Regions from separate parts of the Homo sapiens genome. Here all the other regions are linked to region 3. Evidence: read pairs that join two places in POLR2A ChIA-PET (ENCODE). Cell type or tissue: Panc1. All regions are shown on one strand.

Region 1 (8,000 bases), 110 kb after region 3:
CTATCTCAAAAAAAAAAAAAAAAGGTGACTCTCAGTACTTTTTTTTTTTTGAGACAGAGTCTTGCTCTGTTGCCCAGGCTGAAGAGTAATGGCATGATCCCAGCTCACAGCAATCTCTGCCTCCTGGATTCAAGTGATTCTCCTTCCTCAGCCTCCCAGGTAGCTGGGATTACAGGCGCCTGCCACCACGCCCAGCTAATTTTTTCGTATTTTTAGTAGCGATGAGGTTTCACCATGTTGGCCAGGCTGGTCTCGAACTCCTGACGTCAGGTGATCCACCCGCCTCGGCCTCCCAAAGTGTTGGGATTACAGGCGTGAGCCACTGCGCCCGGCCTTCATGGACAGTTTGAAATGAAGTATGGGGCTGGGTGTGGTGGCTCATGCCTGTAATCCCAACACTTAGAGAAACCAAGGCAGGAGAATCATTGAGGCCAGGAGTTTGAGACCAGCCTGGGAAACACAGTGAGATACTGTCTCTATATAAAATTTTTCAAAAAAGAAATTTGGAGGCTGAGACAGGAGAATTGCTTGAACCCAGGAGGCGGAGGTTGCAGTGAGCTAAGATTGTATCATTGCACCCCAGCCTGGGTGACAGAGTGAGACTTCATCTCAATAAATAAATAAATAAATAAATAAAAATAATAAAAAGAAATGAAATATGGGATGGTTAAAAAATAAATAAAGAGGCCAGGTATGGTGGCTCACGGCTATAATCCCAACACTTCGGGAGACAGAGATGGGAGGACTGCTTGAGCCCAGGAGTTTGAGACCATCCTGGGCAACACAGGGAGACCCTGCCTCTACAAAAAAATTTTAAAATTAGCCTAACATAGTGGTGTGCACCTATAGTCCTAGCTACTCAGGAGGCTGACCTGTGAGGATCACTTGAGCCGAGGAGGTTGAGGCTGCAGTGAGCCAAGATCGGGCCACTGCACTCCAGCCTAGGCAACACAGTGAAACCCTGAATAAAAAAAAAAAAAAAGAAAAACAAGAAAAAAAAAAAAGGAAACACAGGGACAGTCAATGGTTTTCGTTAACTATAAGCCCCATTTTTAAAAAAAAAAAACCCATACTTTAAATATGCTCAAATCAGTAGTCTAAAATGACACCAAAAAACAGGTAAAGGGATTTAGTTTACCATTTTACCTGAATCATCAAAAAGTCTACTAGAGCCAGGTGCGGTGGCTCATGCCTGTAATCACAGAATTTTGGGAGGCCAAGGTGGGAAGATCCCTTGAGCCCAGGAGTTTGACATCAGCCTGGGCAACATGGCGAAACTCTGTCTCTACAAAAAAAAAGAAAGAAAAATGCAAAAATTAGCTGGGCATGGTGGCATGTGCCCGTAAGTAGTCCCAGCTACTCTGGATGCTGAGGTGGGAGGATCACCTGAGTCCACAGAGGTTGAGGCTGTAGTGAGTGGTGATCATGCTACTGCACTCCACCAGGATGACAGTGAGACCCTGTCTCAAAAAAAATAAATCTACTAGATTTAAGCATTGATCTAATAAGTGAAAATGGAACCCAATCAAGAGAATCTTGTATCATCTTTTAAAATTTTTTATGTTTATTTTATTTTTTGACTCTTGCTTCTCTCTGGATTGTTATCATCTTAGGGAAAAACACTTATTCCCTACTCCAGATGTTTCTTTCAATGTAGACAGCCAAGCGTTTAGCATATCACCCCTCCCTTCTTAGTGACTAGAAGAAAAACACAGCTCCTTCTTTCCTATTTTGAGATCCAGCTAGCTGCAGAGAGTATACACTCAGCTTTGCTACTCTGAACTGGTCAAATTTTACATGGGTAAGTGCCCACACGAAGAAGTGCATAGGTTTTTGTTTGGTTTTTAAGTACTGCTTGTATTTAGGTGGATAAATCTGTCTAATTCTGGATTCAGTATTAGAACATCTACTAGCCCACAAATATAAGCTATCTTCTTGAATATTAGTTTTATTAGTAGTAAGTGTTACTTTATTTCTGTCAAACTTTTTCGTATTTCTCAACTGGATTGAAGTAAGAGGAGTGCTTCCAATTGAAACCCTCAAACCCCAACAATCTTTAAGAGCTATGCAAATATTATTTTTGGTAATTGAAATAGTGGGGTAAAGGTTAGAGTACAGCCCTACCAGTTTGCAAATCCTATTATTTGTAAAATAATAATTTAATAGTAATTCAATTTGAGTTAAAGTAAATCAATTTCATTCCTAATTAATGTCTTCATTTTACAAATGAGGGAAAATCAGATTCACTTTTTATATAACTAACTTAATTTTTCACTGTTCATTCAGCAACTGAATAGGCAAGGAATCAATGTTTACTCAATTTTTTAAAAAGTATTTTTCTTGACTATAAATCCCATTAACCAACAGAAAATGGTTAAAACACTGGCTCAAAAGTCGCAGAGACTTAGCGGTTTTGGGGTTTTTTTTTTTTTTTGAGTCAAGGTCTCACTCTGCTGCCCAGGCTGGAGTGTAGTGGCACAATCATGGTTCGCTGTAGCCCCAAATTCCTGGGCTCAAGTAATCTTCCCACCTCAGCCTCCCGAGTAGCTGCGACTACAGGTGCATGCTACCACACCTGGCTAATATTTGAGTTTTTTGTAGAGACTTAGTCTTGCCATGTTACCTAGTCTGGTCTTGAACTCTTGGGTTCAAGTGATCCTCCTGCCTTGACCTCCCAAAGTGCTGGGATTACAGGCATGAGCCACCAAGCCCAGCCAATATTTAGGTTTAATTCTACCATTGTCTTGTATTAGCTGTGTGACTTTGGATAAGTTGCTTGACCTCACCTATAAAATGGGGACAGTTAACAACACCTATGAAATAGGACTGTTGTGGGGATTAAAATAAATGCAGGTAGCCAGGTGTGGTTATTCTTGCCTATAATCCCAGCTACTCTGAAGACTGAGGTGGGAGGATCACTTGAAGCCAGGAGTTCGAGATCAGTCTGGGCAACATAGTGAGACCTTGTCTCTATAAAAAACAGTTTTTTAAAAATCAGCTGGGTGTGTTAGTGTACACCTGTAGTCCCGGCTACATGGAAGGCTAAGGCAGGAGGATCACCTGAGCTCAGGTGTTTGAGGCTGCAGTGAGCTATGATCACACCACTCCACTCCAGCCTGGGACAGAAAGTGAGATCCCCTTTTGCAATAAATAAATAAATATATACATATATGTAAATACAAATAAATACATAAATACATACATACATACATGTAAAACTCTTATCATGCTGCCTGAAACATAAAAGGAGCTGACATCTATTCATTCAATAAATATTCAATGCCCACTTTAGAGTACTAGGTACTACGTTAGGTACCAAGGACAAAATGCTTAGCTAAACCAGACATGGCTCTGGCCCTAATAAAATTTTCAGGAGTATTTAGTGGGGAGAGAGACATTAATCAAATAATCATAAAATAATTTAATAATTACCCACTGTGATAAATGGGCTACCAAAAAAAAGACAAAAAGAAGGCTGTGGCCTATTTTCATTAGACTAGTCAGAAAGATGACATTTAAGTATGAAAGACTTCAAGGATGAGAAGAAACTAGCCATTCGGAGAATGAAAGAGATCATTCCAGAAAGAGGGAGCACACGGTTAAAAGCTATAAGGTGGGACTTTGGAAGGAATAGAAGGCCAGTGAAGCTGGAATGTAATGAAGCATCCGGCCTCTCAGTTTTTAGAAGGTTTATGTGAGTTAAATTTTATAAAGGGCTTAGAACAGTAACTGGTATGCTCAGGAGGCTGAGGGAGGAGAATCACTTGAACCTGGGAGGCAGAGGTTGCAGTGAGCCGAGATCACGCCATTGCACTCCAGTCTGGGCAACAAGAGCGAACGAAACTCCATCTCAAAAAAAATAAAAGAACAGTAACTGGTATGTAAAAATACTGTCTATTATATAAAATAAAACTAAGAAAACAAGGTAATTATTAACTCCAGGGAAAACAAAAATTGAACAAAGGAACTATTATCATAGCATATTATATAGCTTAGCTAGAAATAATACTTATAAAATCATAATAATATAAATACTGAATACTGGTTTAACTAAAAATCATGACACAACTTATACACAGAAGGTGGGAAGAAAGGGGAAGCTGGAACATAAGGGCACGGGGTTTAAGAGAAATAAATCTTTACCCTCTATAACAGAAAGGCAATATCTGATTTGCTGAATCAATACACAAACATAGACTTATAGAATTGCTGAATTCTGGCTGGGCGCAGTGGCTCACGCCTGTAATCCTAGTACTTTGGGAGGCTGAGGTGGGTGAATCACTTGAGTTCAGGAGTTCCAGACCAGCCTGGCCAACATGGTGAAACCTCATCTCTACTAAAAATACAAAAAGTTAGCTGGGCGTGGTGGTGTGCACGTGTAATCCCAGCTACTTGCGTGGCTGAGGCAGGAGAATTGTTTGAACCTGGGAGGCGGAGGTTGCAGTAAGCCGAGATTGCGCCACCGCACTCCAGCCTGGGCACCAGAGCAAGACTCTGTCTCAAAAAAAAAAAAAAAAAAGAATTTCTGAATTTTATATAACTAACAACGAATGATTTGAAAAGGAAATTAAAACTGTTCCATTTCTAATAGCACCAAAAATAATAATATGCTTAAGAATAAGGTTAACCAAGGAGGCAAAAGACTTGTACAGTGAAAGCCAAAAACATTACTAAAAGAAATTGCAGAAGACACAAATATATGGAAAGACACTCCATGCTCATGGATTGGAAGCATTAACATTGTTAAGATATCAGGGCCAGGTGCGGTGGCTCACGCCTGTAATCCCAGCACTTTGGGAGGCCAAGGCGGGTGGATCACGAGGTCAGGAGTTCAAGACCAGCCTGGCCAAGATGGTGAAACCGTATCTCTACTAAAAATACAAAAATTAGCCGGGCTTGGTGGCAGGCGCCTGTAATCCCAGCTACTCAGGAGGCTGAAGCAGAGAATTGCTTGTACCCGGGAGGCGGAGGTTGCAGTAAGCTGAGATCACTGCACTCCAGCCTGGGTGACAGAGTGAGACAGCCTGAGACTCCGTCTCAGAAAAAAAAAAAAAAAAAAAAAAAAAAAGATATCAGTACTACTCAAAGCAATCTGCAGATTCAGTGTAATCCATATCAAAATCCCAAAAATGGGCTAGGTGTAGTGGCTCATGCCTGTAATCTGCAGATTCAATGTAATCCCTATCAAAATCCCAAAGATGGGCCGGGTGTGGTGGCTCATGCCTGTAATTCCAGGCACTTTGGGAGACTGAGGTGGGTGGATCACATGAGGCCAGGAGTTCGACACCAGCCTGGCCAACATGGCAAAACCCCATCTCTACTAAAAATACAAAAATTAGCTGGGCATGGTGGTGCACGTCTGTAATCCCAGCTACCCGGGAGGCTGAGGCAGGAGAGTCACTTGAACCCAAGAGGTGGAGGTTGCAATGAGCCGAGATCATGCCATTGCACTCCAGCCTGGGCAAAAAGAGCAAAACTCTGTCTCAAATAAATAAATAAATAAATAAATAAAATAAAATAAGCAAAGGACTTGAATAGACTTATCTCCAAAGAAGATTTACAAATGACATTTCACAAATGTGAAAAGACGTTCAACATCACTAATCATTAGAGAAACAGAAATCAAAACCATGGGATACCACCTCACACCCATCAGGATGGCTACTTATAAAAAAAAAAAAAAAAAGGCAGAAAACAACAAGTGTTGGTAAGGATGCAGAGAAATTGGAACCCTTGTGCAGTGTTGAAAACAGGACAGTGGTTCCTGAAAAAGTTAAAAATAGACTTGCCATATGATGTAGCAATTCCACTTCTGGGTATATACCCAAAAGAATTGAAAGCAGTGTCTCAAAGGGACACTTGAATGTATTTGTACACTCAAGTTCATAGCAACATTATTCACAACAGCCAAAAGGCAGAAGCAACCCAAGTATCCATCAATGGGAAAATGAATAAACAAATATGTGCTATATGTTGTACATACAATGAAACATTATTCAGGGTGAAAGGCAAGGAAACACTGACACAAGCTACAACATAGGTGAACCACGAGGACATTACACCAAGTGAAATAAGACAGTCACAAAAATATTGTATGATTCCACTTACATAAGGTACATAGGATAGTCAAATTCATCGAGACAGAAAGTAGAACAGTGGTTGCCAGAGGCTGGAGGGAGAGGAGAATGTGGAGTTGTTTAATGGGTATAGAGTTTCAGTTTTGTAAGATGAAAAGAATTCTGGAGATGGGTTGCACAACAATGTAAATGCACTTAATGCTACTAAACTGTATACTAAAATGTTCAAGATGAGCCAGGCAAGGTGGGCGCCTCACGCCTGTAATCCCAGCACTTTGGGAGGCTGAGGTGAGTGGACTGCTTGAGGTCAGGAGTTCAAGGCCAGCCTGACCAACCTGGTGAAAACTCGTCTCTACTAAAAATACAAAAATTAGCCAGGTGTGATGGCAGGTGCCCGTAATCCCAGCTACTTGGGAGGCTGTGGCAGGAGAATCACTTGAACCTGGGAGGCGGAGGTTGCAGTGAGCCAAGATCATGCCACTGCACTCCAGCCTGCACAACAGAGCAAGACTCCGTCTCAAAAAAAAAAAAAAAAGTTCAAGATGGTAAATTTTATGTTATGTATATTTGTCACAATTAAAAATAAAAATAGGCCAGGTGCAGTGGCTCATGCCTGTAAACTCAGCACTTTGGGAGGCCAAGGGGGGCAGATCATGAGGTCAGGAGTTCAAGACCAGCCTGGCCAGCATGGTGAAACCCCGTCTCCACTGAAAATACAAAAAATTAGCCAGGCATGGTGGCAAACGCCTGTAGTCCCAGCTACTAGGAAGGCTGAGGCAGGATAATTGCTTGAACCCACCAGGTGGAGGTTGCAGTGAGCCAAGATCACGCCACTGCACTCCAGCCTGGGAGACAGAGTGAGACTCCATCTCAAACAAACAAACAAAAAAAAAAAAGAAAGAAGGAGAGAAGGAGAGAAAGAGAGAAAAGAAAGAAGGAAGGAAGGAAGGAAGGAAGGAAAAGATCTTACTAAGAAAAAGAGTAGGAGGTAAGGAAACAGAGACTCTATATGGACTACTCTTTCAAGAAGCTCAGGCCAGGCATGGTGGCTCATGCTTGTGATCCCAGCACTTTGGGAGGCTGAGGTGGGAGGATTACTTGAGTCCAGGAGTTCAAGAACAGCCTGGGTAACATGGTGAAACCCTATCACTACAAAAATACAAAAATTAGCCGGGCAGAACTCCTGACCTCAGGTACTCTGCCTGCCTCGCCCTTCCAGAGTGCTGGGATTTTTTTTTTTTTTTTTTTTTTTTTTTTGAGACAGAGTTTCACTCTTGTCACCCAGGCTGGAGTGCAATGGCGTGATCTCAGCTCACTGCAAAATCCACCTCCCAGGTTCAAGTGATTCTCCTGTTTCAGCCTCCCGAGTAGCTGGGATTACGGTGTGCGCCACCACGCCCAGCTAATTTTTGTATTTTTAATAGAGACAGGGTTTCGCCATGTTGGCTAGGCTAGCCTCAAACTTCTGACCTCAGGTGATCCACCCACCTGCCTTGGCCTCCCAAAGTGCTAGGATTACAGGTGTTAGCCACCACACCAGGACAATCGTTAACCTTAATGATCATTTACTATGTGCCAGGCATTCATTACTAACAGCTCAATAAAGTAGATACTAGTAGTATGCCATTAGATATGGAGTTATGGGGGGAAAAGAAGGTCAAGGATAATATTAAGGTTTTTGGTCTGAGCATATGGAAGAATGAAGTTGCCATTTACTGAGACAGAGAACAGTTTTGGCAGGGCAGGGAGGAGAAGAGCAGGCAGGAGCTCTGTTTAAATATGTTAAGTTTGAAATGTCTAATAAATGTCTAAATGGAGGTGTCAGGTGTAATGTTAAATATATAAATCTAAAATACAGGAGGGCAGTCCAAGTTGAGAGTTCCAGTCCAAGTTGAGAGTTCCGTCATACGGGTGCTATTCAAA
Region 2 (8,000 bases), 140 kb after region 3:
AGTGAGACTCCATCTCAAAAAAAATAAAAGGTTTAGGCCAGGAGCGGTGGCTCACACCTGTAATCCCAAGATTTTGGGAGGACAAAGTGGGAGGATCACTTGAGCCCAGGAGTTTGAGACCAGGCTGGACAACATGGTGAGAACCTGTCTTTTAAAAGTAAAATAAGTTATAAAATAAAATAAAATACATAAAATAAAAAAGGTTTATACCCCATGACCAAGTGGGATTTATTCCAGGAATGCAAAGCTAATTAAATGTTCAAAAATTGGCCAGGCACAGTGGCTCACGCCTGTAATCCTAGCACTTTGGGAGGCCGAGGCGGGCAGATCATGAGGTCAGGAGATCAAGACCATCCTGGCTAACACGGTGAAACCCCGTCTCTACTAAAAATACAAAAATTAGCCAGGCGTGGTGGCAGGCGCCTGTAGTCCCAGCTACTTGGGAGGCTGAGGCAGGAGAATGGCATGAACCCGGGAGGTGGAGCTTGCAGTGAGCTGAGATCGCGCCACTGCACTCCAGCCTGGGCAACAGAGCAAGACTCTGTCTCAAAAAAAAAAAAAAAAATCAAGTAACACAATATGCCATGTTAAAACAGAACAACCAGCTGGGCACAGTGGCTCACGCCTGTAATCCCAGTATTTTGGGAGGCGGAGATGGGCGAGATGGCTTGAGCCCAGGAGTTCAAGACAAGCCTGGGCAACATGGTGAGACCCTGTCTCTACAAAAAATACAAAAATTAGCTGGCATTCAAGCAACTCCTGGACTCAGTATCTTTTTTATGGCTGGGCACAGTGACTCATGCCTGTAATCCCAGCACTTTGGGAGGCCAAGGCGGGTGGATCACGAGATCAGGAGTTCAAGACCAGCCTGGCCAAGATGGTGAAACCCCGTCTCTACTAAATATACAAAAAAATTAGCCAGGCGTGGTGGTGGGCACCTGTAATTTCAGCTACTCAGGAGGCTGAAGCAGTGAATTTCTTGAACTTGGGAGGCAGAGGTTGCAGTAAGCAGAGATCACACCATTGCACTCCTGCCTGGGCGACAGAGTCAGACTCCATCTCAAAAAAAAAAAGATCTTTTTTATATCTTTTTTATTAATCCTTTTAACGTTTAAAAACATCTTATTGGACAACAAGGCCTCCAATAAAATATATAACAGAAGCTGTGATACCAAGCCTGTTCCTGATAAACTCTATCAGGTTTTAGACATTCCTTTTCTTCTTTTCTTTCTTTTTTTTTTTTGAGATGGAGTCTTACTCGGTCGCCAGGCTGGAGTACAGTGGCATGATCTCGGCTCACTGCAACCTCCACCTCCCAGATTCAAGCGATTCTCCTGCTCAGCCTCCCGAGTAGCTGGGACTACAGGCACGTGCCACCACGCCCAGCTAATTTTTGTATTTTTAGTAGAGACGGAGTTTCACCATGTTGGCCAGGATGGTCTCGATCTCTTGACCTCATGATCCACCTGCCTCAGCCTCCCAAAGTGCTGAGATTACAGGTGTGAGTCACTGTGCCCAGCACTTCTTTTCTTTTTGAGACAGAGTTTCCCTCTGTCACCCAGGCTGGAGTGCAGTGGCCACAACCTCGGCTTACTGCAACCTCTGCCTGCCGGGCTCAAGCAATTCTCATGCCTCAGTGTCCTGAGTAGCTAGGATTACAGGTATGCGCCAACGTGCCCAGCTAATTTTTATATTTTTAGTAGAGATGGGGTTTCTCCACGTTGGCCAGCTGGTCTCCAAGTCCTGTCCTCAAGTGATCTGCTGGTCTTGGCCTCCAAAAGTGCTTGGATTATAGGCATATGCCATGATGCCTGGTCTAGACATTCCTTTTCTTGTCTCATTTGCTAAGAGCTTTGAAAATATTTGCTTGAAAGACATTTATCAAATAATTTTTCTACAATGACTTGAGAGGATCATATAGATTTTTCTCTCTTAATCTGTTGATGTGGTGCGACTACATGTTTTCTAATATTACACCATTCTAGCATCTTTGGGATAAACACGACTTTGCCACGTGTGTGTGTTCAATTTTCTAATATTTTATGACTTTTGCATTTATTTCTTTATATAAAATTGGTCTATATCTTACTTTTCTTATACTGTCCTTGTCTAGTTCTGGGTTTAAAGTTTACAATAGCTTCACAAAACAAGTTGTGAAGTGTTCCTTCTCTTTTTATTTCTTGGAAAATCTGTTCTTTGAAGACTGAAGTCTTCAAAGTACTGCCACATAAAAGTACTTCAATAGTACTTCGCATAAAATCTGTATATATTTTTTTCTATGTCAGTATTTAAAGTACAAAATCTCTAATCTCATCAAAATCTCAGTATTTCCCAGCATTCCTACAACACTCTAGAGTTAGTGCCCTCTCCTAGTCTTTACTATAGCTGTTCTAAACATTTACCACTCTAAGTTTTCTACCTCATTATTTCACTCTGCATTCTTAGCATATCATATTTATCTGCTATCTTCAACCTTGATATCTCTACTGGCTTTCCTCCTCCACATGTGGATACATGATGACCTTTTAAAAAGACAAGATAGGGCCAGAAGTGGTGGCTCACCCCTGTAATCCCAGCACTTTGGGAGGCTGAGGTGGGTGGATCATGAAGTCAGGAGTTCGAGACCAGCCTGGCCAGTATGGTGAAATCCCATCTCTACTAAAAATACAAAAATTAGCCGGGCGTGGTGGTGCTCGCCTGTAGTTCCAGCTACTCAAGAGGCTGAGGCAGAAGAATCGCTTGAACCCGGGAGGTGGAGGTTGCAGTGAGCCGAGATGGTGCTACTGCACTCTGGAGCAACAGAGCGAGACTCCGTCTCAAAAAAAAAAATTAAAATTAAAAGAGAGATGAAAACATACATAAAAAACAAATAAACAAAAGCCCTTCCCTGTACCCTATGTTCTTCTGTAGATATTCTTAGTTTTCCCCATAATCAAGAGTAATCTACATTTGCTAACTGTATGTCCTCATCTCTCATTTGTTTTTCTCCACTCACTTTTAATTGTATTCCAAGTTATGTTAGAGTTGGGAAATTACTACTGGGTTATATTTATTTTTTATTTTATTTTATTTTATTTTTTTTGAGACAGAGTCTCGCTCTGTCGCCCAGGCTGGAGTGCAGTGGCGCCATCTAGGCTCACTGCAAGCTCCGCCTCCCAGGTTCATGCCATTCTCCTGCCTCAGCCTCCCGAGTAGCTGGGACTACAGGCGCCCGCCACCACGGCCGGCTAATTTTTTGTATTTTTAGTAGAAACGGGGTTTCACCGTGTTAGCCAGGATGGTCTTGATCTCCTCACCTCGTGATCCGCCCATCTCGGCCTCCCAAAGTGCTGGGATTACAGGTGTGAGCCACCGCGCCTGGCCACTGGGTTATATTTAAAAAGCAACATAATCAGATTTGCATTTCTGCAAGACCACTTGTGGCTATACTGTAACGAATGGAAGGGAGTAAAACTGATGGGAGACCTAAATTAAGAAGCCTCACTAAGATAGTAGCAATGGGAATGAGAAGTGGATGGATTTGAGTCCCATTATCGGATGTAAAGGATATGGAAGCAGGAGAAATAAAGGATCACATGTGAACCTCTAGCTGAACAATGGATTTTTTTGTCATTGTAGAGATGGTAAGTCTCCAGCCTGAGCAACGTGGCAAAACGCTGTCTCTAAAAAAAATACAAAAAATTAGCTGGGCGTGGTGGTGTACACCTGTACTCCCAGCTACCCAGGAGTCTGAGGTGGAAAGATCACCTAACCCCTTGGAGGTCGAGGCTGCAGTAAGCCATGATGGCGCCACTGCACTCCAGCCTGGGTGGCAGAGTGAGACCCGGTCTCAAAAAAAGAAAAAAAAAAGAAGAAAAGAAAAAAGAAAGCTGACCTGACCACATAAAGAGAAAACATTTCTACATGGCAAACAAATCCACAAATGGAAAACCAAAGTCAAATGATAAACTAGCAGGGAGGGGAGAATGTATGCAACTCATTTCATAAAGAGCTAATTTCCAAAAAGTTCCAGCCGGGCGCAGTGGCTCACGCCTGTAATCCCAGCACTTTGGGAGGCCAAGGCGGGTGGATCACGAGGTGAGGAGATCGAGATCATCCTGGCTAACACGGTGAAACCCCGTCTCTACTAAAAATACAAAAAAAAAAAAAAAAATAGTCGGGCGTGGTGGTGGGCGCCTGGAGTCCCAGCTACTCGGGAGGCTGAGGCAGGAGAATGGCGTGAACCCGGGAGGCGGAGCTTGCAGTGAGCCGAGATCGTACCACTGCACTCCAGCCTGGGCGACAGAGTGAGACTCCGTCTAAAAAAAAAAAAAAAAAAGAAAAAGAAAAAGAAAAGTTCCTAAAAACACATATTAAAAGCCTAATATCTGGCCAGGCACAGTGGCTCACACCTGTAATCCCAGCGCTTTGAGAGACTGAGGCAGGAGGATCACTTGACGCTAGAAATTTGAAAAACCAGCCTGGACAACACAGCAAGATCCCCTCTCCACACACACACACACACACAAAATACAAAAATTAGCTGGGTGTGGTGGCATTCACCTGCAGTCTTAACTACCTAGGAGGTTGAGGCAGGAAGATCAATTGAGTCTAGGAGTTTGAGATTACAGTGAGCTATGATCTCACCATTGCACTCTAGCCTGGGTGACAGAGCAAGACCCTGTCTCTTAAAAATATATATAATAATAATAATAATAAAACTTAAAAATTTTAATATCCAACAGATAAATGGACAAAACATAGGAATAAACACTTCATAAAAAAGGAAACACCAATGGTTCTTAAATATATAAAAGATGTTCAACCTCATTCATAATTTTTAAAAAGTGAAATAAAAACAATACTGAGATAAGTCGGGCGCGGTGGCTCATGCCTGTAATCCCAGCATTTTGGAAGGCGGGTGGATCACTTGAGGTCAGGAGTTCGAAACCAGCCTGACCAACATAGAGAAACCCCATCTCCACTAAAAATACAAAATTAGCCAGGCGTGGTGGCGCTTGCCTGAAATCCCAGCTACTCAGGAGGCCGAGGCAGGAGAACTGCTTGAACCCGGGAGGCGGAGGTTGCAGTGAGGCGAGATCTCGCCACTGCACTCCAGCCTGGGCAACAAGAGCGAAACTCCATCTCAAAAAAAAATAAATAAATAAAAATAAAAATACAATACTGAAATAGCATATTACACCTACTGGCATGGCAAGCACACAAAAAAAGTGATAACCGGCCAGCCACGGTGGCTCACGCCTGTAATCCCAGCACTTTGGGAGGCCGAGGCAGGCGGAGCACCTGAGGTCAGGAGTTCGAGACCAGCCTGGTCAACATGGCGAAACCCCATCTCTACTAAAAATACAAAAAAAAAGTTAGCCGGGTGTGGTGATACATACCTGTAATCTCAGCTACTTGGGAGGCTGAGGCAGGAGAATAACTTGAACCCGGGAAATAGAGGTTGCAGTGAGCTAAGATCGTGTCACTGCACTCCAGCCTGGGCAACAGAGAGAGACTCCATCTCAAAAAAAAAAAAAGTGATAACCAACTGAAGTGAGGGAGGAAAAACAGGCACTCTACTACATTGCTGGTAAAACTGAAAAATGGCATGACCAGTATGGACGGCAATTTGTCAACATCTTTAAAAATTACAAATATATATACTCTTTGACACATCAATTATACTTTTAGAAATTTATCCTACAGTTATATTTGCAAACTTGCAAAATGACAAGATATACAAGCTTATTTACTGCAGCACTGTCTGTAATAACTAAGGTAACCATAAAACATATATTACCCAAATTGGAATACTGTTGGAACAGAAAGAGGACAGTATTCATATACAAGCTGGGGCTGGGTGTGGTGGCTCAAGCCTGTGATTCCAGTACTTTGGGAAGCTGAGGTGGGTGGATCACTTGAGGTCAGGAGTTCGAGACCAGCCTGGTCAACATGGTGAAACTCTGTCCCCACTAAAAATACAAAAGTTAACCGGGTGTGGTGGCTCATGCCTATAGTCCCAGCTACTCAGGAGGCTGAGGCAGGAGAATTGCTTGAACTCAGGAGGTAGAGGTTGCAAGAAGACAAGATGGTGCCACTGCACTCCAGCCTGGGCAACAGAGCAAGACACCATCTCAAATTGTGGACAGCAAGCCACCCAGGCACCGAGGCAAGAGACAGAGGACACGAGCTGTTCCAGTATAATAGAATATAAAACAAGAATAGTTATACCAGATATAGATCTTAGATATGATTGTATATGAATATCATTAATCATTAGTTTGTAGCAATTTTTATTCCAATATTATGATAATCCTCGCTCTATAATCATAGCCTAGGAAAAACCACGCCATACAGAGATAGGAGCTGAGGGGACATAGTGAGGTGTGACCAGAAGACAAGAGTGCGAGCCTTCTGTTATGCCCGGACAGGGCCACCAGAGGGCTCCTTGGTCTAGCGGTGACGCCAGCGTCTGGGAAGACGCCCGTTATCAGGAGGATCGTGGTCCAGCGGTAGCAAAAGGTGTCAAGGAACAACACCCGCTACTTAGCAGACCGGGAAAGGGCGGGGCGGGGGGGGGGGTCTCCCTTTCCCCAGGGGAGTTTAGAGAAGACTCTGCTCCTCCACCTCTTGTGGAGGGCCTGACATCAGTCAGGCTTGCCCGAAGTTATCGGGAGGCCTAACCGTCTCCCTGTGATGCTGTGCTTCAGTAGTCGCACTCCTAGTCTGCCTTCATGTTCCATCCTGTACACCTGGCTCTGCCTTCCAGATAGCAGTAGTAAATTAGTGAAAATACTAATAGTCCCTGATATGCAGAAATAATGATGTAAGCTGTCTCTCTCTCTGTCTCCTCTCCCTCTCTGCCTCAGCTGCCAGGCAGGGAAGGGCCCCCTGTCCAGTGGACACGTGACCCACGTGACCTTACCTATCATTGGAGGTGACTCACATTCTTTACCCTGCCCCTTCTGCCTTGTATCCAATAAATAACAGCGCAGCCAGACATTCGGGGCCACTACCGGTGTCTGCGCATTGGTGGTAGTGGTCCCCCGGGCCCAGCTGCCTTTTCTCTTGTCTCTTTGTCTTGTGTCTTTATTTCTACACTCTCTCATCGCCGCACACAGGGAGAGACCTACCGACCCTGTGGGGCTGGTCCCTACATCTGGCGCTCCGACGTGGGGCTCTCCCTCGCTGTGTGAAGTTGCGCCCTGAGTGCGGGATCAGCGGAGGAGTTCAACGAGAGATTCCTGAGGATTGCAGTCAATAAACTTGGTGGTAAGCTTGAGCACTCAGAGTTTTCCGGGGACACCATGGGACAGGCCAGTACAAAGTATTCGGCTTATTTAAATTTTATAAAAACTCTTCTTAAAGAAGGAGGTGTTAAAGTTTCTACTGAAAAGTTAATTGAACTATTTGAGGTTGTAGATCTTCTTTGCCCTTGGTTTCCGACTCAGGGAACTCCAGAACTTAAAGATTGGGATGAGATTGGCAAACAATTCAAAATTGCTCATAAAGGGGGACATTTTATCCCACCCACCATTTGGTCAATCTGGGCTTCGGTTCGCTCTGTCTTAGACTCCTTATAGACTCAGGAGGACAATATGGAGACTGATCCCTCTTTCCTCTCCTCTGAGGAGGTCGAGGAAGCTCTCAGCTCTCTTTCCCCTGATGATACTGCACAAATTGAGAACGTAATTTCAAAGGAGGACTTCCACTCTGACATGCCTGCGCCACCGCCACCTACGCCAGAGGCCACTGCACCCCCATTGCCGCTTTATGATGATCTTTTAACTGACCTAAATGTACTTATCTCCCCAATCAGCAAAACTCAGCTGAAACATATCAACAGCCATTGCGGCCAGACCCTCCTGTCTCTCCTCACTCTTTCAACACTGCCGCCGTGCAAATAGCAGATGAGACCAGGCAGCCTGTAAACGAGTCTATAAATTACGTTTCTATGCAGCCCGGTACAGAGGCTCCGCTATATGAACAGCTTGGAAAAGAGGCTTCCAATTCTCGGC
Region 3 (8,000 bases):
ATGGTCTCAATCTCCTGACCTCATGACCCACCTGCCTTTGCCTCCCAAAGTGCTGGGATTACAGGCGTGAGCCACCATGCCCGGCCCTTTTTTTTTTTTTTTTTTTTTTTAATAGAGACGGGGTCTCCCTACATTGCTCAGGTTGGTCTCAAACTCCTGGGCTCAAGGAATCCTCCCATCTTGGGGTCCCAAAGTGCTGAGATTACAGGCGTGAGCCATGGAGCCCCACCTCATTAACACTGAAAGCATTTAGCATTGCAATGTGATAAAAAGGTTTGTTGAATGAATAACCCTAATACCCAAGAAAAGTTAAATTACTTGGTAATTTGATAAGAGGACAAATGTGTGATACATTTCAAAAAGTGATGATCTTCGGTTACCTGGTATGAATGTTTTTCTTAGAAACTTGGATTAAGAAATGTCACCAGGCGCGGTGGCTCACGCCTGTAATCCCAGCACTTTGGGAGGCCTAGGCGGGCGGATCACGAGGTCAGGAGATCGAGACCATCGTGGCTAATATGGTGAAACCTCGTCTCTACTAAAAATACAAAAAAAAAATTAGCTGGGTGTGTGGTGGCAGGCGCCTGTAGTCCCAGCTACTCAGGAGGCTGAGGCAGGAAAATGGCATGAACCCGCAAGGCAGAGCTTGCAGTGAGCCGAGATCATGCCACTGCACTCCAGCCTGGGCAACAGAGCGAGACTCTGACTCAAAAAAAAAAAAAAGAAATGTCAAAGTAGGCCAGGAGCAATGGCTCATGCCTGTAATCCCAGCACTTTGGGAGGCCGAGGTGGGTGGATCACGAGGTCAGGAGTTCAAGACCAGCCTGGCCAACATGGTGAAACCCCATCTCTCCTAAAAATACAAAATATTAGCCAGGTGTGGTGGTGTGCGCTTGTAATCCCAGCTACTCAGGAGGCTGAGGCAGGAGAATTGCTTGAACCTGGGAGGCGGAGGTTGCAGTGAGCCGAGTTTGTGCCACCGTACTCCAGCCTGGGTGACAGAGCAAGACTCTGTCTCAAAAAAAAAGAAATGTCAGAGTAGGCAGGGGGCAGTGACACACGTCTGTAATCCCAATACTTTGGGAGTTCCAGGTGGGCGGATCACCTGAGTTCAGGAGTTCGAGACCAGCCTGGCCAACATAGTGAAACCCTGTCTCTAGTAAAAATACAAAAAAATTAGCCAGGCATGGTGGTGCGCACCTGTAGTCCCAGCTACTTGGGAGGCTGAGGCAGGAGAATCACTTGAACCTGGGAAGCATAGGTTGCAGCGAGCCGAGATAGCACCATTGCACTCCAGCCTGGGCAACAAGATTGATACTGCATCTCAAAAAAAAGAAAAAAATGACAGAGTAATGTGTTTAATGGTTAATAATACTCTAATTTTGCCAAGACCCAAATTGATGATACAAAACCAAAGTTCTCAAATCAGATTAAGTCTTGCTGGAAAGGTTGGGAGAGGGAGGAAGTCTTGGAGCTTCTTCACTTTTATATAAAATTATCTCTTTTTTTTTGAGATGGGGGTCTCACTATGTTGCCCAGGCTGGAGTGCAGTGTCGCAGATATTGGCTCACTGCAACCTCCATCTCCTAGGCTCAAGCAATCCTCCCACCTCAGCTTCCTGAGTAGCCTCCTGCAATGGTGCAATCTTAGCTCACTACAACCTCTACCTCCTGGGCTCAAGCCATCCTCCCATCTTAGCCTTCCCAGTAGCTGGGAATACAGACATATACCACCATGCCTGGCTAATTTTTGTATTTTTGTAGAAACAGGGTTTCACCATGTTGCCCAAGCTGGTCTCCAACTCCTGGACTCATGTAATGCCCCCATATCAGCATTCCAAAGTGCTGGGATTATAGGCGCAAGCCACCATGCCCAGCCTGTAAAATTATCCTTGTTCAGGTCAGAAACAGATGAGGCCATAGATATGATATAACAGGCTCACAAATGACAAAAGGAATCTTTATTTTGATTTCTTTTTCATCTCTGCTTTTTTTTTAAGCAACCCACATTGTCTAGAATTTAAAAAACATCCTCAACATTATTTGCCCTATATTACTTTTTCAAGGGCATTATACTAAACAGACTCTGCTCACAAAATGTATGAGAGGAACAAATTATTGAATGGATTGGATAGGATAACATTGACATTAGTCAATAGTAAACAAAAATAATAATATCATGTATATATAGGGCTAATTTTGTGCCAGGCATTGTTCTCAATGCTTCTTTCTTATATTAGTCTACTTAATTCTCAAAACAATCCTAGGATATAATCCCCATTGTTAGTAGTAGTATCCCTTTTATGGATGAGGAAACTGATGTAAAGAGATTAAATAACTTGCCCAATGACAGCTAGTGAGTGGCAAACACAAGATTCCCAGCCTGGCTCCAGTGGCAATATGCAATATTCTCTTTTTTTTTGAGATGGAGTTACACTCTTGTTGCCCAGGCTGGAGCGCAATGGTGCAATCTCAGCTCACCGCAACCTCCGCCTCCTGGGTTCAAGTGATTCTTTTGTCCCAGCCTCCCAAATAGGTGGGATTACAGGCCACCACACCCAGCTAATTTTGTATTTTCAGTAGAAACCGAGTTTCTCCATGTTGGTCAGGCTGGTCTTGAACTTCCAACCTCAGGTGATCTGCCCGCCTTGGCCTCCCTAAGTGCTGGGATTATAGGAGTGAGCCACCGCGCCCGGACTAATTTTTTTGTATTTTTAGTAGAGGCCGGGTTTCATCTTGTTGGCCAGCCTGGTCTCAGGTGATCTACAGGCCTTGGCCTCCCAAAGTGCAGGGATTACAGGTGTAAGCCACCACACCCAGCCAAAATCCTATGTTTTGATGCAGTCCACTGAAATTAGTTTTGATCCCACTCCACCATGGAATGATTTCCTAGTTGCCAAACCCAAACCCAGAGGATTTTTTTCAGCCCTAATTTTTTTTTCTTCTTTTTTATTTTTCTTTTTTTGTTGAGACAGGGTCTCACAACGTCAGCCAGCATGGAGTACAATGGTGCAATCTTAGCTCTCTGCAACCTCTACCTCCTGGGCTCAAGCCATATTCCCATCTCAGCTTCCCCAGTAGCTGGGACTACTGGCACATGCCACACCTGGCTAATTGTGTGTCTGTGTGTGTGTGTGTGTGTGTGTTTATTTTTTTACATATTTTTTAGAGACAAGGTTTCACCACGTTGCCCAGGCTGGTATTGAACTCCTGGGCTCAAGTTATCCACCCACCTCGGCTTCCCAAAGTGTTGGGATTACTGGGCTGGCCGTGCCCAGCCCAGCCCTTTTTACTTATTTTATTATTTATTTATTTATTTATTTTTTATTATTATTTTTGAGACGGAGTCTCGCTCTGTCACCAGGCTGGAGTGCAGTGGCACGATCTCAGCTCATTGAAACCTCCGCCTTCCAGGTTCACGCCATTCTCCTGCCTCAGCCTCCTGAGTAGCTGGGACTACAGGCGCCCGCCACCACGCCCAGCTAATTTTTGTATTTTTAGTAGAGACGGGGTTTCACCATGTTGGCCAGGATGGTCTAGATCGCTTGACCTCATGATCTGCCCACCTCGGCCTCCCAGAGTGCTGGGATTACAGGCGTGAGCCACCGTGCCCAGCCTATTTTATTTTATATATTTATTTTATTTTTTTAGAGAGTCTCACTCTGTCGCCCAAGCTGGAGTGCAGTGGCGCTATCTCGGCTCACTGCAAGCTCCGCCTCTCGGATTTACGCCATTCTCCTGCCTCAGCCTCCCAAGTAGCTGGGACTACAGGCGCCCGCCACCACGCCCGGCTAATTTTTTGTATTGTTAGTAGAGACCGGGTTTCACTGTGTTAGTCAGGATGGTCTCGATCTCCTGACCTCGTGATCCGCCCGCCTTGGCCTCCCATAGTGCTGGGATTACAGGCGTGAGCCACCGCGCCCAGCTAATTTTTGTATTTTTAGTAGAGACGGGGTTTCACCATGTTAGCTAGGCTGGTCTCGAACTCCTGACCTCAGGTGATCCACCTGCCTCGGCCTCCGAAAGTACTGGGATTACAGGCGTGAGCCACCGCTCCCAGCCTACCCTAAGAATTTCTATTCACATTTCATAGCTGAGGTCTCTCAGCTTCCTTCAAGGTGGACAATTCTGTATCTCTAGGTGACCCAATTTTATCCCCTCGTCTTTCGTGCACCCAGTTTATGCTAACCAGGAACCATCACATTATTGCATTGTTTGTTCACCTGGACCTTAAAAGGAAGGTTCTTAGTCTTATTTATCTTATTATTGAGTCTCCTCAATGCCCTGCTAAAGTACTGGTTACATTAGTTTATTTCATTTTAATAGGTTTAAATGATAAAGATCCTGTCTAGGTTGCTAATCTGTGCAATCGCCTGGGAGCTTGCAATCTCACTACTTCGAGAGAAAAACCTTATTTTGGCTCTAAAGAGGGCTCCTGACTTCGCCACGCTCACCTTCAGTGGTGCTTCACCGCACTACCACTTCCCTAACCACCGCCCCTATGGCTGTCACCTAGATCAAGGACCTATCTAAGGAGAAAGCCCAAGGACAGGCAAAGACAGGCCACGCACTTTCAACAGGAACTCGGCCCCTTTCCTAAACGTAGTTCCTCTGATTACCCTGTCCAACGGACGTCGCTATGATCCAATTAAGTTTTGAGGCTCAGAGTGACGCCCTCTAACCTCACACTGTCCAATAAAAAAAGGAGTTTCAGATTAGCACCAGTTTTGACCAATGGATGAGAAGATCAGCGTGTATTAACCTGTAGAAGCAGCACAGAGAATGATGAGCAGCCAGTTCACCCAATGGACCTGCCTACTGCAGCGTAGGCCTCGCCTCAACGGCAGGAGAGCAGGCGGCTGCGGTTGCTGCAGCCTTCAGTCTCCACCCGGACTACGCCATGTTGGGGTTTGTGGGTCGGGTGGCCGCTGCTCCGGCCTCCGGGGCCTTGCGGAGACTCACCCCTTCAGCGTCGCTGCCCCCAGCTCAGCTCTTACTGCGGGCCGCTCCGACGGCGGTCCATCCTGGTAAGTGCTTTTCTCTAGGAGCTAACGTTCCATTTTGCCGCCCCATGACCTTGAGCCGGGGAACGATGGTAGCTCGGGCCTAAGGGATCCGTGGTGTTAAAAGGATGCCTGGAGCCGCGTCTTGCTCTCTAATGGCTGGAGAACAAGAATGGGACACCCATAGGAGGTTTCTTCGACCCAGCTCTGTCCCATTTTGTATAAAGTCCTTTGTGTGACGGAAAAGGTGCGGGCAGGTGCGTTGACCTTCCGGTTGAATAGGGGTACTGAACTCTCGAAAAATGGGGTCTTGTGCATGCGGATGGGAAGGCTGTGCAGGCGCTTTATCGATCGCTGCGCGGCCTTCCCTCTTGGACACGCGTTCCGTACAAGCGGAAAGAGGCCTGACTTCGGCTGAGTTTTCCTCTCCTTGTGTGTTAAGTCCTGGCTTCCGATGACCTTTAACTGGCCTGACCCCAGCTCCTTCCAATATCTTTTGTCTGTTAGTCAGGGACTATGCGGCGCAAACATCTCCTTCGCCAAAAGCAGGCGCCGCCACCGGGCGCATCGTGGCGGTCATTGGCGCAGTGGTGGACGTCCAGTTTGATGAGGGACTACCACCAATTCTAAATGCCCTGGAAGTGCAAGGCAGGGAGACCAGACTGGTTTTGGAGGTGGCCCAGCATTTGGGTAAGTAGAGTTTGTTAGGAATAGTAAAGACCTTGTGTAGCCCAAATATCCCCAAAACCAAGCTGTCTGCCTTCTATGATGATTTTATCAAAATGACTTTCGTTCTTCTGAGTTTGCTGAAGCCACATTTAGGTACTGAGAAGGAGTCTTGGTCGATTTAGGTCTTGATACCAATTTATCCTTATGTATAACCCTGCGATGCCTGTATCTAACAGGTGAGAGCACAGTAAGGACTATTGCTATGGATGGTACAGAAGGCTTGGTTAGAGGCCAGAAAGTACTGGATTCTGGTGCACCAATCAAAATTCCTGTTGGTCCTGAGACTTTGGGCAGAATCATGAATGTCATTGGAGAACCTATTGATGAAAGAGGTCCCATCAAAACCAAACAGTAAGTTGCTCTTATTGCATCTATGCACAAAGGAACTTCTGTTATTTGCAGTTTTACACATTAAGGTGACATGTTCTCCTAAAGCAGAATTTTTCTTCTGATACGTTCGATTATTAAAATCACACAGTGCAGTTTCACCTGAAGAAATTAGGATGCAGAATTTCTGATTGACAAAAGCCTACTACTTGAGGTTTTTTTTTTTGAGAGGGAGTTTCGCTCTCGACTCACTGCAACCTCCACCTCCTGGGTTCAAGTGATTCTCCTGTCTCAGCCTCCTGAGTAGCTGGGATTACAGGTGCATGCCATCATGCCCGGCTAATTTTTGTATTTTTAGTACAGATGGGGTTTCACCATGTTGGCCAGGCTGGTCTCGAACTCCTGATTTTGGGTGATTCCCCCCCCACCTCGGCCCCCCAAAGTGCTGGGATAACAGGCATGAGCCACTGCGCCTGGCTAGTTGAGTATTTTTAAGACTCGGTCTTATGGCTTAGGTTTAGGAGTCTCCAAAACTTGTAGGTTTTTGTATTTGCTATTGCTATGTGAGGGAATGCTGTTAGGTTAAGGCTCAGTAAAATGAAAAATTTATGACAGTTAAAGTCAGGGAATGGGATTATTGTTTCCTAAGATAATAATTTTCTTTATTGCAGAAAGTTGGGTTAGATCCTAGATGATAGTTTATCTGATTTATGTAAGAAAGGGGAGGTAAGACTGTGGTTCCTCAGGTAAAGGGATGGACTTGAGAGTTGATAGGGAGGGATATATAAGATTATCATTTGCTTTCAACAAGGTGAATAGATACTATCCTCTCTTCTACCTTTACAGATTTGCTCCCATTCATGCTGAGGCTCCAGAGTTCATGGAAATGAGTGTTGAGCAGGAAATTCTGGTGACTGGTATCAAGGTTGTCGATCTGCTAGCTCCCTATGCCAAGGGTGGCAAAATTGGTATGTTATTAAGGGGTACATATTTTCCAAACCTAATATGGGAGGAAAAACTCATACAATGTTATGAGTGGATATTGACATCTATTCCTCACTGATGAGTACGTTCTGACTTTCGTTCTTCTGAGTTTGCTGAAGCCAGATGCAATTTCTGAGAAGGAATAGGATGGAAGGAAGCAATTACTTTTTTTGAAGTTTGCTTATTTAGGAAAGCAGAACTCTTAAATATTCTTTCTTTTCAACCTCTTATAGGGCTTTTTGGTGGTGCTGGAGTTGGCAAGACTGTACTGATCATGGAGTTAATCAACAATGTCGCCAAAGCCCATGGTGGTTACTCTGTGTTTGCTGGTGTTGGTGAGAGGACCCGTGAAGGCAATGATTTATACCATGAAATGATTGAATCTGGTGTTATCAACTTAAAAGATGCCACCTCTAAGGTAAGCATTGAGCTAATTGATGTCCACGTGGTAGTTACGCCAGGAAACTATTGCCAACTGAAGCCATGTTCTATATTTTCTATTTAATTTTTTTTTCTTTTTAAGAAAATGTTAATATTTTCATTTTCGTGTCCCAGGGCCTACAAAGGAAACCTGTTAGTGTTTTCCCCCCCAACTTCCAATACACAAATGGACATTTTCTTTCCTCTTTGATACTGACATTAAATAACATTTCCAGGTTTTCTTTTTGGTAGATAGTCCCATCATTTGAAAGCTAATTTTGGGAGGGCTGGATTGGACGTGGTACATATGTTTCAGTTAAGCCTATTTTGTACTTTTCACTTAACTTGAATAGGTTTTTATTTCCTTTCTACTATAGTTTTGCCTTACTAATATAAGAAGCTGTCTTTTTTTTTTGAACTGCATCTCTAATAGGGAAAAGAAACTTGCACACAAAAACGCTGACACCTTCTGAGAAAGGATCTGTGGTCGTTTCTCCGATTTGGGAACCTTCAGTATGTGGCTTCTCTACTCCTTTGT
Region 4 (8,000 bases), 160 kb after region 3:
CAGTGAGGCCGCGGCGCAGGGCAGAGAGACGCCACACAGCCACCAGCCGCAGCACCAGGATCAGTAAGGCTCCTGGGACAGGGCAGGGGACGGGCTTGCCCCCACTCCCACTGTGGTTCTCGCTAGTTCCCGAGTGCCCTTCCAAGGCAGCGCCGCTCATCTCCCCTCTCCTCGCTCACTAGCCCTCGGTGCCTTTTCCTTTGGATGTGGGGCTTTGGGTGCGCCGCGCTCGGGCGGTAATCTGCCGTCTGCCTAGGAGTGCGTTCGGGCAAGCGGGTCCTGGGGATGGCGCCTGTCCAAGGTGCGCACTTAACCCGGATCACAGATGCGCGCCGAGTGTTGCTTGGCTCACGTGTCTGAGTGCAGGGCCGGGCTCACGCCGCCAGTCCTCACCTTCCCTAGTCCTCGTGTGTATTTTAGGAGATGCGTGGATGTGGAACAGCCTCCTGCCTCCGGTCCAGGTGTACTGGGGTCTGTGTGTTGTGTTTCTGCGTGTTCTCGGCAGGTAATGTGTGATGCGCGTGTATTATTGGTGCGCAGGTACGTCCATAAGTGTTGGGTGTGTGCGTAGCAGTGCTCCCTGAACAGCAGAATGGGGGGGAATTTCCAAACTGGTTGTTGAATGGGGAGAATATTTGTAATGGAGGAAAGGTCTTTAAGACGCAGATTTCCCAAACCAGAGCCAGTCAGAGCCTTTATTTGTGCTGCCCAGGCTCCAGAATCTAAAACGTTCTCTTCCTTTGGGTGTTTCTTCCACCCAGGATGCCAAACCTTTATCTTCCCCACCGCCTAGGACACACTTGGTGGCTGAGCCTTTTTCTCTGAGACCCAGACGGTGCTGAGCAGGAAATCTTGTCCTCCCCAGAGGGCCAGCATAGACACTGTCCAAAGAGCCCCTGCTCTACTGTAGCAGGAACAGGAAATGGGCCATCTCCCTCGTCGCTGCCATCTCCCTGATGACACTCAGAAACATGGACACCATCAGTAAAGTAGCCAGACTGACACAACACTACCTCACCACTACTCGAGTCTCTGACACAACACTACCTCACCACTACTCGAGTCTCTGTCGTAAGGGACACCAATAGGTATTATTTATTATTAATGACATTATGCAGTACTTTTATTTCTTTCTTTTTTGAGACGGAGTCTCACTCTGTCACACAGGCTGGAGTGCAGTGGCACCATCTCGACTCACTGCAATCTCCACCTCCTGGGTTCAAGTAATTCTCCTGCCTCAGCCTCTCGAATAGCTGGGATTACCTCGAGTAGCTGGGATTACAGGTGCGCGCCACCACAACCCGCTACTTTTTGTAGTTTTAGTAGAGACAGGGTTTCACCGTGTTGGCCCTGCTGGTCTTGAACTCCTGACTTCAGGTGATCCGCCTGCCTCAGCCTCCCAAAGTGCTGCGATTACAGGCATGAGCCACCACGCCCGGCCCTTTTCTCTTTTTCATAGTCATGGTGTCTGCTTATCCATATTACACAGTACTTTCCCATCAGCTTCTTCTTAAAGAGACACAGAACATTTAAAGGATAAGCCCTCTCCCTCCTGTTCTAGTCTCCACCCCAACTTCCCCCCAGGTATTCACCATGGGAGAAATAATGGTGGGATACAGCAAAGGCTGAACTTCCCTCATCTGTCCGCCTTCTGCAGAGTAGGGAACTAGAGGTATCCCTGGTTCCCCACACACACACCTCCTTATCCAGTGGAGTCTGGTGATGGAAGTGTTTTTAGGGGACCTTGTTTCTTCTGCCCAGGGAACCCCCTATCATATCCTCGGACTGGTGCTCCCCAGGCAGAAAGGGTTGAGAGCACTGGAGAGTGATGTGCTCTGGCAGTGTGACACCATGATGGGGTGGGGTTCCTGTGTTTGGGGGAGGAAAGAGAGCAGCAAAGAGGAAATGCGCTGTTATTCAGGTTATTGTTTGTTTAATATTTAGCTATTTAGCTGTATTTATGACTTTTTTTTTTTTTTTTTTTTGGAGACAGAGTCTCTTTGCCGCCCAGGCTGGAGTGCAGTGGCGCAATCTCGGCTCACTGCAACCTCTGCCTCAGCTTCCTGAGTAGCTGGGATTACAGGCACCCACCACTACGACTGGCTAATTTTTGTATTTTTAATAGAGATGGGGTTTCACCATGTTGGCCAGGCTGGTCTCAAACTCATGACCTCAGATAATCCACCTGCCTCGGCCTCCCAAAGTGCTGGGATTATAGGCGTGAGCCACCGTGCCGGGCCATATTTATGACTTTAAAAGAAACACAAGAGTATCAAGAGGAAAATATCCCAACACAAAGAAATGATAAATGTTTGAGATGATGGATATACTAATTACCCTTATCTGATCACTATAATCCTGTGTATTGAAACATTGCTATGCATCCCATAAACATGTGTACAATTATGTTTCAATTAAAAAATATATAAATTTAGAGCCAGGTGCAGTGGCTCACACCTGTAATCCCAGCACTGTGGGTGGCCAAGGCAGGGGGATCACTTGAGCTCAGGAGTTCGAAACCAGCTTGGGCAGCATGGCAAAACCCTGTCTCTGCCAAAAAAAAAAAAATACAGAAATTAACCAGGCATGGTGGCGCATGCCTGTAGTCCCAGCTACTTGGGAGATTGATGTGGGAGGATCACTTGAGCCCTGTAGGTCGAGGCTGTAGTGATCCATGATTGCATCACCACACTCCAGCCTAGGCAACAGAGCAAGACCCTGTGTCAAAAATAAATAAATAAGTTTATTACTTAAAAATTTTAAAAAGAAATATCCCAGTATTAGAGATAACCAATTAATATTGTGATATATTCATATATATCCTATATATGTATATGTAATTTAACAAAAATGGGATAATAGTCATATTCTTGAACTTATCTTTTTCATTTATGAACAGCTTTTAATATCATCGAATGTGTATGACATTGTCATCTTGTCATTTTAAAAGATTCCATTGTTTGAGGTATCATAGTTTATATAACCAGTCTTCAATTTGGTTACTATATAGTCTTGTACACTTGTTCAATTATTTCATAAATTCCAAGGAAATTTTGCCCCCAGAGATAATTTGATGTCATTAATATCATGTATAGTCTTCTAGAGATATTTTATGCATAAAATACATGCTGATACTACTTTACCTTTTTTTATACAAATGGTATCCTATAAACAATGTTCCTATACCTTGCTTTTTTGGTATCATACTATACACATTGCTGTTGTACGTTGCTTGTTTTCCCTCAACATTACATTGGTGATCCATCCATATCTGAGGGATATGCAGTTTTTTTAGGCTTGTGATACATTCAGTGGTATAGCATTATTTCCTGTCTTCTGTTGGCTTCCAGGCAGAGTCCTGCCTTCAGAGTGTTCCTATGTACTTTCCTTCTTGAGTTATCCCTCAGATAGCTTTTTTCCTCCTCTCCCCCCTATAGGCATTAGCTTCATTGTGACAACCGGATTTCCCCAGAAGCAGGAAAACTCTTCTGGTATTCCCTCTTCTGGTACTCCTCCTGACTCCAAACACACACATGCCTAGTCTATGCCAAGCTGTTTGAGTATTATTTTTTAATCCATTGTTTCAATAGATAATATATTCCATATGGTTCAAAATTCAAAATATACAAAAGATAGTGAAAAGTATCCTCCCATCCCTTTTTCCTGGCACCTATGTCATCTCTGTAGAAGGAGATGAATCAATCTTACCTATTTATGTATTTATGTATTTGAGATGGAGTCTCGCTCTGTTGCCCAGGCTGGAGAGCAGTGGCGTAATCTCAGCTCACTGCAACCTCCGCCTCCTGGGTTCAAGCGATTCTCCTGCCTCAGCCTCCTGAGTAGCTGGGATTACAGGTGCGCGCCACCACACCCGGCTAATTCTTGTACTTTTAGTAGAGATGGGGTTTCACCATGTTGGTCAGGCTGGTCTCGAACTCCTTACCTCATGATCCGCCCACCTTAGGCTCCCAAAGTGCTGGGATTACAGGCATGAGCCACCATGCCCAGCCAGTCTTACCTATTTCTACCTAAATGGTCTTCTAGAAATATCCTGTGCCTGAATAAGCAAACACATATATATTTTTCCCTTTTAAACCTGTGCTTCAACCTGAGAAAACTGATATAAGAAAAAAAAGAAAAAACAAATGAAAAAATAAAGCTAGCACTAAAGAACTTACTCATGTAACCAAACACCACCTGTTCCCCAAAAACCTATTGAAATAAAAAAATAAATTTAAAAATAAAAATAAATAAAACTGGGCATGGTGGCATACACCTATAGTCCCAGCTACTAGGGAGGCTGAGGCAGAAGGATCACTTGAGCCCAGGAGTTCAAGGCCAGCTTGAGCAATACAGCTAAACCCCATCTCTAAAAACAAACAAACAAACATAAATACTACCACACGCTTCTTTTAGTTAATATTATACTGTTCTACAGCACGCTTCTTTTAGTTAATATTATATCTTAGAGATAATTCCATATCAATTCTTAGAGCACACCCCAATTTCTTTTTTTTACACTGCATAATATTGCATTATATGAATATACCATAATTAATCAGTTCCCTATTGTTGCACATCAAGTTGTTTCTAATCTTACTATTACTAACAGTGTGATGAGGGCCGGGCGCGGTGGCTCACTCCTGTAATCCCAGCACTTTGGGAGGGGGAGGCAGGCGGATCACAAGGTCAGGAGTTCGAGACCAGCCTGGCCAACATGGTGAAACCCTGTCTCTACTAAAAATACAAAAATTAGCTGGGCGTGGTGGCACGTGCCTGTAATCCCAGCTACTTGGGAGGCTGAGGCAGGAGAATCACTTGAACCCAGGAGGCAGAGGCTACAGTGAGCCGAGATCACACCATTGCACTCCAGCCTGGGTGACACAGCAAGACTCCGTCTCAAAAAAAAAAAAAAAGAAAGAAAAAGAAAAAAGAAAAAACAACAATGTGATGAATAATTGTAAATATGTTATTTTTGAGGTGTGTGAGTATACCTGTAGAATAAATCACTGAAAGTCAAATTACTGGGTCAAAGATCTTTGAAGGGTCTTAATCGCAACTAGCTGTCATATTTGGAAATAATCTGATAAAATAACTCTGCTTGGCTGGGTGCGGTGGCTCACGCCTATAATCCCAGCACTCTGGGAGGCTGAGGTGGGAGGATCACTTGAGTCCAGGAGTTTGAGATCGGCCTAGGCAACATAGTGAGACCCCTTTTCTACTTAAAAAAACAATAACTCTTCTAAATATTTTAACATATTAATGGAAATCTTGAAAACTAAGAAGTCTTCAGTACCTGGAATTTTAGGTGTTATAAGCCAGAGAGATACTTTGGGACACAGGGACCTTGCTAGCAATACAACTTAGTAATTCTTATCGAAGACCCACTGTGTGCTAGGGACTTTGCTGAGGGCTAGGAAGACAAAGATGTATAAAACACAAAGACCTAACTGTGGAGCAAGGGAGATTCTTCTGTCAGTAAGATGGTGTGTTGTGTCAAACCGGCAGCATAAGCAATATCTGGAGGTTTGGGGAAGCCTTTACAGAGTTGGTGACATTTGATCTGGACTTTGAAGAATGAGCAGGACCATACTAAGCAAAGGTCCTTCTATGCAGAAGTTACAGCATAAGCAAAGGCCAGGAAGCCTCACAGTTCCTGGCCCATTTTGGGGAACCATCTATATTGCCTGTTATATCTGGAGTGTGGGCATGATGGGGAATAGGAAAGTTAAGTGGGCAGGTTTTATTTATTTTACTTTATTTTTTTTTTAAACAAAGTCTCACTCTGTCACCCAGGCTGGAGTGCAGTGGCACAATCTCGACTGACTATAACCTCCACCTCCCAGGCTCAGGCAATTCTCCTGCCTCAGCTTCCCAAGTAGCTGAGATTACAGAAGCCCACCACCACACCTGGCTAATTTTTGTATTTTTAGTAGAGACGGGGTTTTACCATGTTGGTCAGTCTGGTCTCGAACTCCTGACCTCAGGTGATCTGCCCGCCTTGGCCTCCCAAAGTGCTGGGATTACAGGTGTGAACCACCATGCCCGGCCAATTGGCAGGTTTTAAAGAGCTTTTGATGTCCTACCAAGTTTTTGTTTGTTTGTTTTGAGATGGAGTTTTGCTCTTTTTGCCCAGGCTGGAGTGTAATGGCGTGATCTCGGCTCACTGCAACCTCTGACTCCTGGGTTCAAGCAATTCTCTTGCCTCAGCTTCTGGAGTAGCTGGGATTACAGGCAGATGCCACTATGCCCGGTTAATTTTGTATTTTTTAATAGAGACAGGGTTTCACCATGTTGGCCAGGCTGGTCTCAAACTCCTAACCTCAGGTGATCCGCCTGCCTCAGCCTCCCAAAGTGCTGGGATTACAGGTGTGAGTCACCATGCCCAGCCTACTTCTTATTTCAAGTGCTTATTCTGTAGGCACTGGGGAGCTACCAAACGTTTTTGAGTAGAGAAATTACATTTGAGTTTAGAAAGATCACTGGCACATTTTGACTGGGCGTGGTGGCTCATACCTGTAATCCCAGCACTTTGGGAGACTGAGGCAGGCGGATCACGAGGTAAGGCGTTCGAGACCAGCCTGACCGAAATGGTGAAACCCCGTCTCTACTAAAAATACAAAAAAATTAGCCAGGCGTGGTGGTGCACACCTGTAATCCCAGCTACTCAGGAGGCTGAGGCAGGAGAATCGCTTGAACCCAGGAGGCGGAGGTTGCAGTGAGCCGAGATCGCGCCATTGCGCTCCAGCCTGGGCGACAGAACCAGACTCCGTCTCAAAAAAAAAAAAAAAAAAAAAAAAGATCACTGGCACATTTTAGAAGGTGGATTGAGGCAACAAGAGCAAAACTCTGTCTCAAAAAAAAAAAAGATGGATTGAAAGTCAAGAGAGTGTAGTGGCAATTAGGTAATAGGGAATAAGGAGCTGATGATAAACATGATTTATTGAACATTTACTTTGTGTCAGGCAGTTTTTCACAGAATATTATCTTAAGCCTCACATCACCCAGGTGAAGTAGACATTACTACCCTTGTATTACAGATAGGAAGCAAGTTCAGCAATATTAAGCGACCTGCTCAAGATCACACAGCTATTAAGGGGCAAACTCTGGTCTACTACACCATGCTGGCACAGGGAAAAGGAGGAGAGGGTGGATTTGAGACATTATGAGGCAGATTCATCCAATGTTGGTGACCAACTAAGCATGGACTTAAGGTGTGGCAACTATCAAAATGATGCCACATTTCCAGCTTGGCACCCAGGTGGGTGGTAATGCTGTTAACCCAGGTGGGAAACAAGAGGAGAAGAAGAGGGAAGGAAGTGAGATGACTCAGGTTTGGACATATTTTTCAGTGCTTGTGGGGAACCTATAGGTGGAAGTGTGAGAAGGGAGCTAAAAATAAAGATCTGAAGGTCAGGAGTAAAAGCTAGAGAAAAGATCTACAACTTCTTAGGACAGACATGAAAGTTAGATTTATAGGGATAGATCAGATGGCTTAAGGAGGAGGCATAGAATGAGGACACTCACCTACTTATAAGCCCATGTTGCAGAAGGAGGAGCAGGTAGCAGTTCTCAGGCCCCACTTTCCTCCCCATTCTCTGCCCCCAAACAGTGATTCATCAGAAAGTGGCATGCTGTCCCGCCTGGGTGATTTGCTCTTTTACACTATTGCTGAAGGACAGGAACGAATCCCTATCCACAAGTTCACCACTGTAAGTTGCCCTCTACCTGTTCAGGATCCTAATTCCTTAAGATCTCTGAAAAGTGGGGAAAGGAGGGTATGACAAGTGCAGGGCAGCTAATGGGTTGCTACATGAGGGTGAAGCATACAGATGGATGAGAATCCAGATGTCTAGGCTGACAAGACAAGCCCATCCCTGCCCCAGGGTCAGAAGATTAAACCCTCTGGAAAAAGGACAGGAAACCCTTGTTAGCCTTCAGAGCTACTCCATCCCCTCCTTTCTTATTCTCCAAACCCATTTGTTCCACCTATTGTAGTG

Evidence for each region. ChIA-PET counts read pairs that join two places held together with the same protein. Peaks named below come from ENCODE experiments on the same cell type or tissue, not always from the same donor. Only the 100,000 strongest peaks of a DNase experiment are listed, where the experiment ranks them.
Region 1: POLR2A ChIA-PET joins it to region 3 with 5 read pairs; 24 of 35 experiments call an interaction of 5 or more read pairs at or near these places.
Region 2: POLR2A ChIA-PET joins it to region 3 with 5 read pairs; 16 of 35 experiments call an interaction of 5 or more read pairs at or near these places.
Region 4: POLR2A ChIA-PET joins it to region 3 with 8 read pairs; 11 of 35 experiments call an interaction of 5 or more read pairs at or near these places.

What each region holds. Positions count from the first base shown.
Region 1 is chr12:56,535,535-56,543,534 of GRCh38, reverse strand. All of the region lies in intron 1 of RBMS2 (RNA binding motif single stranded interacting protein 2), which reads right to left. Among named protein-coding and RNA genes, the nearest start is that of RBMS2, 18 kb to the right of the region's middle. In Panc1, no CTCF peak of the experiment used is centred here; no DNase peak of the experiment used is centred here.
Region 2 is chr12:56,499,847-56,507,846 of GRCh38, reverse strand. No RefSeq gene overlaps it. Among named protein-coding and RNA genes, the nearest start is that of SNORA105C, 9.0 kb to the left of the region's middle. In Panc1, CTCF peaks have their summits at 6,201 and 6,414 (motif pointing right); no DNase peak of the experiment used is centred here.
Region 3 is chr12:56,642,863-56,650,862 of GRCh38, reverse strand. It overlaps ATP5F1B (ATP synthase F1 subunit beta), which reads left to right and starts at 4,879. Exons shown (of 10, transcript NM_001686.4): 1 at 4,879-5,026; 2 at 5,510-5,692; 3 at 5,908-6,082; 4 at 6,905-7,026; 5 at 7,276-7,460. The coding sequence starts at 4,900. It overlaps SNORD59B (small nucleolar RNA, C/D box 59B), which reads left to right and starts at 7,109; the gene lies at 7,109-7,183. SNORD59A (small nucleolar RNA, C/D box 59A) reads left to right here and starts at 5,762; the gene lies at 5,762-5,836. RefSeq lists enhancers at 4,362-5,070, 4,792-5,121, 5,071-5,781. In Panc1, no CTCF peak of the experiment used is centred here; a DNase peak (open chromatin) is centred at 4,722; H3K4me3 peaks cover 2,999 bases; H3K27ac peaks cover 2,928 bases.
Region 4 is chr12:56,480,000-56,487,999 of GRCh38, reverse strand. GLS2 (glutaminase 2) reads left to right here. Exons shown (of 18, transcript NM_013267.4): 1 at 1-63; 2 at 7,613-7,712. It overlaps LOC124902944 (a long non-coding RNA gene), which reads right to left and starts at 1,160. Exons shown (of 2, transcript XR_007063331.1): 1 at 1,048-1,160; 2 at 668-1,013. RefSeq lists an enhancer at 83-302. In Panc1, no CTCF peak of the experiment used is centred here; no DNase peak of the experiment used is centred here; H3K4me3 peaks cover 697 bases.